Regions from separate parts of the Mus musculus genome. Here regions 2 and 3 are each linked to region 1. The links are chromatin contacts, found by Hi-C or POLR2A ChIA-PET in ENCODE. All regions are on one chromosome and are shown on one strand. The core of a region is the stretch at or near the end of the contact, and the rest is flanking DNA. Distances in the headings are between cores, read along the strand shown.

Region 1 (4,130 bases), core at 463-2,962:
AAATCTATGAAATCAACATTAAAGAACCTCTACTTTTACAAGACTACTCTCTGAGCAGATTTTTTTCTTTTTCTTGCTGATTGGTAATGTTTACCAAAGAAGACATCTAGCATTGATTATTTTTTCAAAATAATATACAGGAAGTTATCTCCAGGTACTAATATGTTAATAAGAGTTATATTGTGTGTGTTAGTAGTCATTTTAACTTAAGCAGTTTTGAGTGTGTGTGGTATGTGTGTGCATGTGTGATGTGTGTGTGTGTATGTGTGTGTTTGTGTGGTGTGTGTGTGTATGTGTGTGTGGTGTGTATGTGTGTGTGGTATCTGTGTGTGGTGTGTATGTGGTATGTGTGTCTGTTGTGTGTGTGGTATGTGTTGTATGTGTGTGTTGTGTATAGTGTGCACATGCACGTGAGTGCAGTGCTGGAGAAAGCCAGAGACATCTGTGTGCATGGTCTGAAGTTATGGGCAGTTGTGAACCACCTGACATAGGTTCTGGAAACCACGTTCGTGTCATCTATAACAGCAATAAACACTCTCACATGGGTGTCATCCTTCCAGTTTCATAGCTTTTCTAAAAATCAATTTTTTATTGTATATATGTATGTATGTATGAATGTATGTATGTATGCATGCATGAATGCATAAATGTATGTATGTATTCACATGCACACACCCAAGCACATGGGTCAGCTCATTCTTTCTTTTCACCATTGGCTCCCAGGAAGTGAATTCAGGTCATCAGCTTGGGGACAAAAGCCTTTTACCCCCTGAGCTATCTTGCTAGCCTCCATTTTAACTTCTAAGCTTATCCAACTTGTGAGGTTTTATTTGGTTTGGTTTGGTTTTTGACAGGGTCTCACCATGTCGCCCTAGTTGGCCTGGAACTTGCTAGGTAGACCAGGTCGGCCTAGAACTCACAGAGATCCACCTGCCTCTGCCTCCTGAGTGCTGGGATTAAAGGCGTGTGCCACCACATCTGGCTTAATTTGGACCTTTGGAAGATCTTTCCAATGCAGTTGTTCCTGTATTTATTCCCAAGCTAACGGGGTTTTCCTTTACTTTGTCTGTAATTTGGAATCAGTTCCCCGTGGACAGACAGTTTTAAAAGGCTCTTTGCTTTAAGCTATTAACTTCAGCTTCTTATTTCCTTCACATAGGCAGACTTCCTCAGTATCTTAGTCATTAAATGAGAGTTTAAGTTTTCCATTGATTAAAATTAAAGATATTGGACCCTTTTGGATGGCTCAGAGGGTAAAGGTACTTAACTGGCAATCTGAATTTGTTTCCTGTGTTCCTTCCAGTGGAGGTGGAAGAGGAGAACCGGCTCCTAAAAGCTGTCCCTAGATCTCCACACGCACACTATGGTACCTGTGCACCCCCCCACACACACACACACTCACAAAGATAAATATATATTTTTAAAAATTAACAAAAAAGTAACAAATTCCAATTCGCATTTAAAGTAATGCCATTTTTTTTTGGACAGGCAGAGTGTGATGTATTTCATTTACTATTAATTCAAAATATCAATCAATAAACACCTTGTCCTTCTGGCGGTAAATGAAATTCCGTAGGTAGAAAAATACCACTGACCCCAGCTCCCGTAGGTGCTGTCCCGCAATGGAATCCCTTTGCTCAGTGTTCTCCTGTCCAATCAGGTGGAATGTTTCGCAGGCACATGGTTTATACAGCTCAAAATAACTTGGGACCTGAGAGCTGACAAATGCTCTGGCCGCGGCGGTGACGGTTGCCCAGCTTCTAACAGCCATCCTCACCAAAACTACGGTTAACTCCTCGCTCTCTATGGACAGCCACTCTCTCTCTCCAAGGGCGTGAAGACTTTTCCCTTTCTCCAGCGTTTTCATCCAAACCTGCTCCTTGGATAACTACCGTCACAGAAGCTTGCCTGGGTTGGACATCGTTGGGTCACCTAAAAAAAGAAAGGTAATATCTGGATTTAAGACTGAGAAGTGTGTTCTGATAGTGGGTTCCTGACAACAGAGAAAGGGTATTTGAGACCACTGATTACTGTTCCTTAGAGAGAAACCTAGGATAACTTTCTAATTACGTATCATGAGATACAAAATCAAACGGGAAATGAGGCTTTCTATTCCAAAGCGTTTGGAATAGGGGCTGAGACTCACAGAGTCTGTATCCTACTGGAGTTCTAAGGGGGGGCGGGGGGGGGGTAGCTGAACAGGGGATCTCTCCGACAAATGTTAATGAACTCGTCGATTATACTAAAGTGGTTTATACGGAGAACATGGGTGCTAGGCCCGTTTCCTTCTTAAAGGAAATCAAATCTAAAATAATGAGGCTCCATGGTTGGAGGCTTTCATTTAAAACTTTTTTTTTTTTTATCCTGTAAAAGGATCTGCTTGCTTGCTAAATTTAGTGTTGGGAGATCTGCTCCCTGGATTAATGTGCACAACAGCTGCAGAAAGCCTGCTCAAGAGACACTTCGCTCTCTAGCGCTTGCTCTCTCTCTCTCTCTCTCTCCCTCTCTCTCTCTCTCTCCCTCTCCTCTCCTCTCCCCTCTCCTCCTCTCTTTTTCCTTCTCTTTCCTCTTGCCCTCCCCTCTCCCCTCCCTCCTCCTCCTGTCCCTCTCTCCAGTTCTATTAGAGATACTTGGCAACCACTGGCAAATGTTTGGCCTGGTACACTGCACTCTTAGCCCCTAGCAGTAATAAGATGTACATCTTGAATATTTTTAAGACTATATTAAGAGGAAAGGTAGATCATTCATGTCTCCAGTCATAAGCAGTGAGAGGTGTGGAGAAATGGCATAACCTCACCCATGAATTCCGACTCCGTTCATAGTTAGTGCAGTTTGAGAGAGATGAAACAGCTATCTAGATTTTCTCCTCTCAAATCACTAAGGCAATATGAACATTCTCATGTTAGTAATAATTTAGTAATGAGACAGTGAATTTTATAGGCTATGAATTAAAATTTTGTCATAACTTCACAATTTCTTCTTAATAATACTCTCAGATTCATTTAAAATCTGCAGTGCTTTTAAAAGAAATCAAGAATAGAGAGATACTCTCTCTCTTTTGATATTTTATTCAACAACAAGCAAAATATTTAAAATCAAGGCCACCACACAAAATCTGAAATGCATGGAGATGACACTTCCAGAGGTTGAGAGCATAAAAATGGACCGTGGAACAGCGTTGTAAAACTATCCAAATTCTGGAAGGTTCTCTATCCCCACGGACACTGTGTGGTTAATGATAGCCACAATTCTGTGAACACCAGCTCTTCATACATCTTTAATTTACAGATAGGCTCCACACAAGTTTCTGTTCTAATGAGCAGCAACAATATAGGTCAGCAAGATGGTGTCATGGGTAAAGACACATACTGCCCAGAGTCCAACCTGAGGTCCATTCCCAAGGCCCATATCGTGTAAGGAGAGAACAGACTTCCGTGGATTTTCCTCTGACCTCCACACCATGTGGTGGTATACATGCGCAATACAACAACAAATGTTTTACACCGTATCCACTTAGGACTATAATTTATGAACATGATAAATTTAGAGGCATATTTAAATAGAGATATATAGGTATAAATATTTTGCGAGCTGGTTTTGGACTTCACCAAGATAGCTTTTACAAAATAAGTTTTGAAAAGAAATGGCCCGGGAAGAGGTTTTTTTTTTGGTTTGGTTTTTTTTGTTGTTGTTGTTTTTAAACAGCTTTCCCCCTTTGCTAGGGAATGAAAGCTAATGACGTACTTCCACGTGTGTTTTCATAAGTTCCTATGGTTGTCTACAGAATGCCTACTACACTTTTGAAAGTGTCACACGTTTGCTTCAAGGGAACAGCCTGCCTGTGTGTCTGTGGGCCACATGCATGTCTGGGGCCCTCAGAGGTCAGCAGAGAGCACTGGAGCCCCCGGAAGTGGAGCCACCGGAAGTTGAACTTGCATCCGCTGCCAGAGCAACAAGTGCTCTTGACCCTGGGGCCAGCTTTCCAGTCCCAAAGCATATTTTGAATAGACAGATACTGTTGGTGGCAATACGCATTAGTGTGACTGTACCTGTGGACACTAGAGAGTTCCCAGAGTGAGTCACCTTGACAGGCTCCGCACAGGCTGCCTGGCTCATAGCCCTTCACTGGC
Region 2 (4,130 bases), core at 770-3,269, 47 kb after region 1:
AGGCTGTTCAAGGCCAGACTGGGCTACATAGAAAGATTCTTTCTCAAAAGCTAAGTTCCAAAACAGCTACTTTTCTCTCTCTCTTTCTTTCTTTCTTTCTTTCTTTCTTTCTTTCTTTCTTTCTTTCTTTCTTTCTTTCTTCCTTCCTTCCTTCCTTCCTTCCTTCCTTTCTTTCTTTCTTTCCTTCTTTCTTTCTTTCCTTTAAAAAAATCTGGGTTCAGGGTGTAGATCAGTGGTTAGGTACTTGCCTAGGAAGCACAAAGCTCTGGGTTTAACCCTCAACATGAGAGAGAGCAAGAAAGAGAGAGAAGAAGACACAGACAGAGACGCACAGAGGGAGTCAGATAGGACCCTTTAATACTAATTCTTTATACTTAGTTCTCAAAGTCACTCATAGCACCCATTCTAACTGCTTTAACTGAGGTGTCTCTGGTTGCCTCTTTCTAATTAGATGTTCTAGGTGGCAGACACAAATGCCTTTGACATAAAAATGGGGAAATTAATTGATCATTAGACACGGTGAAGTCTAAAATGTTAGCTTGCTGGTAGGAAATCAGTTCTTGGTACACAGATGGGAGCTACGAGGAGGCTTTCTCTGCCCGCTGCATGTAGGCTTTTACCTCCATAAATGGGATCAGGATTGCCCAGGGACGTGGGGCACCAGGATAGGCTGGGGTTCAGATTCCAGAGAGACTTATCAGCCCCAGTGTGCTTGCGTTAGTTTCCGTCAGTGAGGGCACGATTGAGGTCACCGTCACTGCCAGGGTCATTAGCGAATATCTGAGTCACAGTTACCAAGGATGGTATTACGCCACCGAGCACTGATAGCAGGTGATTTGCATACATCGGTCCAGGTTATTCCGTCTCTGTTTACCTCTTTAGGGACTTCTGGCCGGACAGCTCCTGTGACTCATTTTCTATACAGCCTAACAAAGCATTTCTTTGCCAATTATGGCAAGACAGCAATTTTATTTTTAAAAGCAGTGAATAGAGAGTGGAGTTTTATTTAACTCCTTTTTGTCCTGGTGATAGAAAATGCTTATCTTCATTTTTTAAATTTTATTGGGGGGGGGCGGAGTGCTGACTTTCAAGACCAGGTTTCTCTGTATAGCCCTGGCTGTCTGGGAACTTGCACTGTAGACCAGGCTGGCTTCGAACTCCACCTGCCTCTGCCTCCAGAGGGCCGGGATTAAAGATGTGGACCACCACTACCCAGCCTGTATATTCTTCTTATAGAAGATTTAAGTGAAAAGGAGAATGGCCCTACCAAATGGTGGCATTGTTAGAGCAGACCATGGGTGCCTATATGCTTATTCATACAGAGTGCCGGTGCCATTGGTTGGCTTGTTGTGAGATGACCATGTGCTTGTGAATGCTGGGTAAGTGCTCTGCCACTGAGCTACATCCCTAGCCCCTGCTTTGTTGTCGGTGTAGGCAAAGCCTCAGGCTGACCTCAAACTCTCTAAGTAGCAGTGGACGACTTTGAACTCCTGGTCTTGCTTCCACCTGCTGAGTACCAGGGTTACAATGTATCCGTGAGCACACCTGCTTTTATGCAGCTGCTGGGAATTCAACCCAGGCCTTTGTACCTGCTAGGCAACCTCTCTACCAACAGAGTTACATCCTCAGCCCACCCTCTATGCCTTGTTTCTATTTTTCACATGTATTCACTTCTTTGGCATGGACTGTCCCTCTACCCTGTAGGTTTCAGGGATGGGATTGAGGTTTCAGCCTCGGCAACAAGTACCCTTTCCCTTTGAGCCATCTCAGCACCCTTCCTGTGTTTTGAAACACTCTGTGTATGGAGCTAGACCACCCTTCCTCCTCCTCTTTGCAACATCAAAAACATTTCACTCTACTTAGGAAGAGAACAGCACTCACACGTCTTGAGTGTGGAGGGAGGGAGGTGACCAAATTAGAATCTTGCTCCTGTCACCTCCCACTCAACAGCAGCTGCCCTGGCTGGCTTTCAAGGCTGCCTCAGCCCTAGCTCTGGCGGCTTCAGCAGTAACTTGAAGATCGAAAGGGGGCAGGGGAAGGGAGAATTTGAAGAGCCCTACATTATATAACAGCAGAGGCAGGAAACCCTGAAATAACTGGGCCAGTGGCCAGATCCAGATTTCTCAAGGCTTCACCATCCCTCTTCCCAGCCCACCAGTTCCAGAGACTTTTCTGCATCCTTAGCCCGGGCCACCCATGACAACCAAACTGTCATAGCACAAGTGTGGCAGTCAGAGGACAACTTATGAGAATCTGTTTTCTCCTCCCACCATGTAGGTCCTGGAATCAAACTCATATCCTCAGGCTTAGTGGCAAGCACCTTTGCCTGCTGAGCCCTCTCGACATCTCCCATTGGTTTATATCACTAAGCTCTTTTTTTTGGACCAACTACAGCCTAAGGCACTACACACATTTCTGTGCTTCATGCCTAAAGAGACTGAAACATCTGGATTTAAAAAGATAAATAACAACATGAACCTTGGAGCTATACGTAAAAATATTTTATCTTATGCAGATGAGTGTTTTGTATTTTATCTGTATATATGTATGTGCACTCCATCCATACCTGCATCCAAGGAGGCCAGAAGAGGGCAGCAGACTCCCTAGAACTGGAGCTAGAGACAATTGTGAGTCACAATGTGGATACTGGGAATCAAGCTTTAGTTCTCTGCAAGAACAAGTGCTCCTAACTGATAATGTATTTTAACCAATAAGAGAGATGCTATTTCTGTTACTGTTTTGTTTTGTTGGCTGGGTGCTTGTTTGTTTGATTGCTTTTAAAAACAGAGTCTCACTATATAGCTCTGGTTGCCCTAGAATTCACTACATAGACCAGGCTGGCCTCAAACTCACAGAGATACAACTGCCTCTGCCTCCCAAGTGCTGGGGTTAAAGGGTGTCACTATGCCTGGCTGAAAAGCTGTTTGTGAAGGCATCTTTGCGTTGAGCCTGCCAGGCAAGATCCACTAAGCAGGAACACCCATTTACAGCACTGCTGCTATCAGGCAGGGCAAAGCAGGCATGTTTCCAAATCTCTTCTGCATTAAATGCTTCCATTCTTGGAATATCTTCAGGAAGAGCAGGGACAAAGGGCTCAGGGCTGCCTGGTCACAGAGACTCTCCAGACTGTCGGGTGTGTAATGAATGAACTCAAACTCTGTGGTGACAAAAAACAAAAAAACAAAAACAAAAACAAACCGAAGATTTGCACTTTGACCATTGTTTTGACCTCAGAGGAATGAGGACTTTGGACTATAGTGACTTTATTTCAGATCCATAATTTCCAATAAAGATTAACTTGGGCTTCCTCAGTTGGGGACTGTCTCATTTAGCTTGACTGAAATGAAATGAACGCAGCCAAGTCTGTGCTCCTTGTGTGTATTTGTTTGGGTTTTGCTCCTACAATGGAATACCAAAGGCTGGGTCCTTTATACAGGAAAGAGGTTTGTGTACCTAAGAGGTTTGGCATTTCAAGGGTCTAACAGTGGTATTGCCTTAGCTCTGGTGATGATCTTGTGGCGGAGAATAGGAAGAGAATCATGCAGAGAGACAGGGTTTTAAAAGAAAAAAAGAAGGGACTGGAGAGATGGCTCGGTGGTTAAGAGCACTTGCTGCTTTTCCAGAGGACCTGTGCCCTGTCTCCAGCTCCCACACAACGGCTCACAACCATCCATAGCTCCAGCTCTAGAGGAGGATCCAGCACCCTCCTCTGGCCTCCCTGAGCACCAGGCATAGATCTGTGCTCTCCAGACATACACACACAGGCGAACACCATACATAAAAGTTCGTTTGGAAAAAAAAAAAAAAGAAAGGAAGAGAAAAGGAGCCAGTAACGACCTCTCAAGTCGCCTCTTGATGGTCTCACTACCTCTTAACACTGTCACCTGAGGGAAGAAGCTTCTAACATGTGAATGTTTAGGGAGATACATTGTATCGACTGTTTAGGGAGACACATTGTATAATCCACATCAGCATCACAGCATCAGAGGATGCCTGGGGTCTACTGCCCTGACTAAAGCAGCATCATCCACACCATGCCCTAATGGCTTACCTAACTAATCTCTATGTGTGAGTAGACACATCTCTTTATGAGACTTTGTAGAAGACCTTGGATTTACCAGGCCTAGTGG
Region 3 (4,130 bases), core at 1,205-3,704, 40 kb before region 1:
CACTTTTACTTTGCTTTTAAATCTTGAAAAAGCCTGTAAGTTTAGGATTTACAGAGGTCATACAAAACACCATTTCAAGAGTGAAATAAATGATCAATTATTAGAAATAGAGAAATGTCCCGTACCTGGTTTCTTTCTGGACTTTTCATGACCTAGCTGTCCTAGATCATTACATCCACATGTGTACACAGTCCCATCATCCAGGACAAACACAGTGTGCCTGAGTCCACAGCCTACATCTCGGACCTTTTTGTTCACGAAAAAGTCACTTCTCCTGGGCTCTAGTACAATTTCTTCATCAATTCCTCCCAAACCTAGTTGTCCATAGGATGCATTGCCCCAGCACAACATGCTTGGAATGACCTTGGTCTTCCAGTTTCAATACAAAAGTCCCTTCTGAAACACTGGAAACTGGGAGGTACCCTATGTCTGAGGAGAAAAACAAAAGTTAGTAAGACCTCAAAGCAAGCTGCTCTCTCATCGAGTGTTAAGCTAAAATGAGGACTGCACTTGTTTAATACTTATAATATGCTTGGGGTGACAGTCAGTTCTCTCAGTTTTAAAGGGCCATATACAAATGTTTAGGAAATGACATCACCTTCTACTATTCTTTGCAAAACTTAAAACAGTAACTGGCTTTAACTCTGCTATATAAGTACTCTAATGAAATTAGGTTTTCGTGTTTACATACATTTAATGAGAACAGTAAATAAGGCATGTGTCCAATGCCCAAACAAGCAAGTATCCAGCCAACTGCAGAAACATAATCTTCCAGTCCCCCACAGAACAATCTGATACCTACCTCCACATCAACAGAAAATGGAAGTTCTTATCTGTAACATAAATAAAAACAATAATGGAACTTTAGAAAAAAAATAACAATTTAAAGTAGACTATTCTCATTATTTGTACTAATAAGCTATGTACAAAATTAGAAATTATCAAGTCGTAATTTCAAACAATCGACTCCATTTTATAAGTCAAAATGCTAAGGTCGAGAACTCACTCTACTAATTTAATTTTAAAACCAAATCAATGTGATTATAATACATACCTCTAGGAAAATTACTTAAAGATGAAAAACAATCACAGGACTGCTGAGTTTTTTTTCCAAACAAGACCAGGTTGGAGGCAGGGTTAACTTTTGATAGGAAAATCTATATAACTTCTGCGCTTGAAAGACATACATTAAGGGGCTGAGAGATGTCTCTTTTAAAGGATCCTGATTCAATTCCCAGCACCCACATGGCTGCTCTCTGTGTGTAACTCCTCCCAGGGAATCAATCCTACGCCCTCTACTGGCTTCCTGCACTACGGGCACGCATGGTGCACAAACAAGTGAGGGAATCCTCCATTAACATTAAAAAAAAAAAAAAAACCCTTTACATTTCTTTAAAAAGCATGGTGCATTAAGAAGCATTAATAGAAGTCAGTCTTATCCTTGCTGTCCAAAATCACCTAAATTCCTTTCGCTGAATCTGAGGTTTCAAAACATAATTTTCTTGCATTTATGTTTATTTAGAAAGTGCCGAAGCTGTCTCACTCCACTCCTATCAGAAAAAGTTTGGGACACCAAAACTCGAAAGTTCCAGAGAGTTCTGCATTGTCTTTCCCTATCTCTCTCTCTGTGTTTTCAAGGCTAGCATCAGACAGGAACATAGCTCCGATTTCAATGCGCTTCGTTTGGGTACCCTTTTTTTTTTCCTCCAAAAAGTCAGAACCAGTATGGGAAAGACGTTCTCTCGCCAGCAACAGGTAGGAGAACGCAAGGCAGTTTGGTTTCCTCTTTCTCTGACCATGCACCTCACGATCAGCTCCCGCGGCCCGGGGCAGAGGAATGGTCTGCACACACCCAGCCTCACGGGCCGGCCAGCCAAACTCCCGCAGCTACCTATGGGCGAGCCGGGGAGAGGGTTCACCCCACCGGGCTCAGCCCCACGGCCTCGGCCCCAGGGAGACCCTTTCCCCGAGGGCGGTGCACCACTCCGGCCCCGGAAAACGTTGAGGACGCTGGCGCCCTTCCCCAAGGCCCCAGCGGAGCTCGCCTCCGTCACACTACCCCGAACCCACGGGGGGCAACGACTCACCGGGTCTCTCAGGGCAGGGAGAGCCCTAAGCGATGGAGGACGGACGCTCCCTGGACCTCTGGGCGGCTCTCCAGCTCCCAAGACCTTCCTCCTTCAGCCGGCCGCGGCGATTACCACGGCTCCTCCGACGTCCCCGACCGCAGCTCCGCTGCCTCTGCTGCCCGGCTCGCCCGTGAAACTTTCCCAGGCTCCTCCGAGAAACGCTGCCGCCAGCACTCTCCGGACCGAGAGACAAGCCGTCAGCGACCCGGATGGAGCGGGAGGGGAAGGGCTGGCGGTGAGCAGGGCGGAGACCACGAGGGGTGGAGAGAGCTGAGGGAGAGGCTGGCGACGAGGGAGAGCCAGGCGACAAGGGAGAGGGGCGGTGGTTTCGCGGGGGAGGGGGGAGGGGAGGGGCTGGCCGGAAGTGAGCCGGGGAGCATGCGCGACCCCGCCCACTTCCCCATTCGTGCGCCTGCGCGGGAGACCTCCCAGGGTTCGTCTGATCCAGGAGCCTGCGCAGTGTTGCGGTTCCCTGCTCTAAGACGCTAATGCAGCCGGCTAGGGCTAGAAGCTGTCAAATGTATTTTCTTTCTTCCTCTTCTTCTTCTTCTTCTTTTTTTTTTTTGTTCTTGTCCGTGTGTTTTTAACAATGCTTCGGCGTTGACAAGTGAAAATTTCATTTTGGTTTGTCTTTCTGCTTGGAGGGTTTTAGCCTTTTCATAATTTTATTCTACCTTTCCTAATTTTGGTTTTGAAGTAGCAGACGAAACCATCACAAATACGGTTAGAAAAGCCGATGATGACTCATTTTAAACCCTTAAACTCATCTGAACCTAATTTGAACATGTAAGATATATTGCTAGCAATGGAGCAATGGCTTAGTCTAATCTTACTGAATGTCAACATCTTTGCTTCAGGTTCCGGAACAGTGTTGGCTCACGTTTTCAGCTAACTTCTTGGAAGATACGAGGTTAAATTACCCAAACTCTTTCACTCAGAGAAAAACAGGGCTTACAGCTACAGTTCCTGCTTCATGAAAACGAAATCCAGATTTCACAGGCCAATTTTAACATCATCTTGATACTAAATCTGTGTGTGTTGTGGTCTCAAAAAAGGACCCAGTGAATGAATGGAGGACAATTTGTTGGAACAAGAAAAAGATTTGCTCGGTAAGCCGCCAAGACCAAGAGCATGGAGTAGCTTGCTGACATTTTAACCTTTTAAACAGAGGTTCCATGCTCTCTTTATCCTTAGGAGGAAACTCCGTAGCTATCAATCTCTGAGTGTGTGTCAATCGTGAAGAAGTGGGGAGGGGCGGGGGGTAGTCCCATGCTAAACAACTGTACTGCTAGCTTAGAGTGAAGGAAGCTCAAGACCTTTCCAGCAGAGGATAGGTGTAAATAAAATGACAGCCTCATTTTAAAAAAAAGAGACCTTGAAACGCAGTTTTGAAACTGTATAGTAGTTAGTTTTACACAGCGTTATGGCTTTACTGGGTGCTTTAGCCAGCTAAGCATGGCACTAAAGCTAAGTTTGGCTGTCTTCAAACTTGTGGACCCTCCCTTCAGAATGGTTAAGATTGCAGGTGTAGGCCATAGCACCTGGCTTATACCAACCATACTAGAGCCTGGTTGTTTGTTTGTTTGTTTTGGGTTTGTTTGTTTGTTTGTTTGTGGTTTTTCGAGACAGGGTTTTTCTGTATAGCTCTGGCTGTCCTGGAACTCATTTTGCAGACCAGGCTGGCCTCGAACTCAGAAATCCGCCTGCCTCTGCCTCCCAAGTGCTGGGATTAAAGGCGTGCGCCACCACACCGGGCTGAGCCTGGTATTTTTGAATGAATGTTAACAATCTGTGTAGTCAACCACAGTACACAGGTTGGTTGTTTTTATTTAAAAGTATGTTTCAGATTAGGAGATGGTTACTGATGTGTTTATTAAAAGATAAAGAAGTATTAATATATGTTCAATGGGGGTGAGGTGAGGTGTGGGGGAGGGGGTACCTCAGCAGGCCCATGCCAAGGCATCCCTTTCCCCTGAGAGACCAGCCGCACAAGGGTAGAGT

What was found. Hi-C counts contacts between places; a loop is a spot of excess contacts on that map. ChIA-PET counts read pairs that join two places held with the same protein, here RNA polymerase II (POLR2A).
Region 2: a loop to region 1 is called in a map of heart, with 5 times the contacts of the local background. The contact joins the enhancer-like site here to the promoter of Mypn in region 1. A Hi-C loop is called at or near these places in 5 of 37 maps with a recorded cell type or tissue (gastrocnemius and heart). POLR2A ChIA-PET finds 5 or more read pairs at or near these places in 2 of 5 experiments (Patski and embryonic stem cell).
Region 3: a loop to region 1 is called in a map of gastrocnemius, with 7 times the contacts of the local background. The contact joins the promoter of Herc4 here to the promoter of Mypn in region 1. A Hi-C loop is called at or near these places in 4 of 37 maps with a recorded cell type or tissue (gastrocnemius and heart). POLR2A ChIA-PET finds 5 or more read pairs at or near these places in 3 of 5 experiments (all embryonic stem cell).

What each region holds. Positions count from the first base shown.
Region 1 is chr10:63,201,534-63,205,663 of GRCm38, reverse strand. Mypn (myopalladin) reads left to right here and starts at 1,712. Exons shown (of 20, transcript NM_182992.2): 1 at 1,712-1,946.
Region 2 is chr10:63,155,005-63,159,134 of GRCm38, reverse strand. The region is part of intron 6 of Mypn (myopalladin); the gene reads left to right. Among named protein-coding and RNA genes, the nearest start is that of Mypn, 47 kb to the left of the region's middle. Within about 2 kb of position 2,019, at least 2 of the 3 ENCODE cell types and tissues checked have a DNase peak (open chromatin) inside an H3K27ac peak, as active enhancers do; they include heart, where a contact is called at or near this core.
Region 3 is chr10:63,242,121-63,246,250 of GRCm38, reverse strand. It overlaps Herc4 (hect domain and RLD 4), which reads right to left and starts at 2,454. Exons shown (of 25, transcript NM_026101.4): 1 at 2,088-2,454; 2 at 803-833; 3 at 126-429. The coding sequence starts at 351. 1700120B22Rik (RIKEN cDNA 1700120B22 gene) reads left to right here and starts at 2,098. Exons shown (of 2, transcript NR_166111.1): 1 at 2,098-2,364; 2 at 2,987-4,020.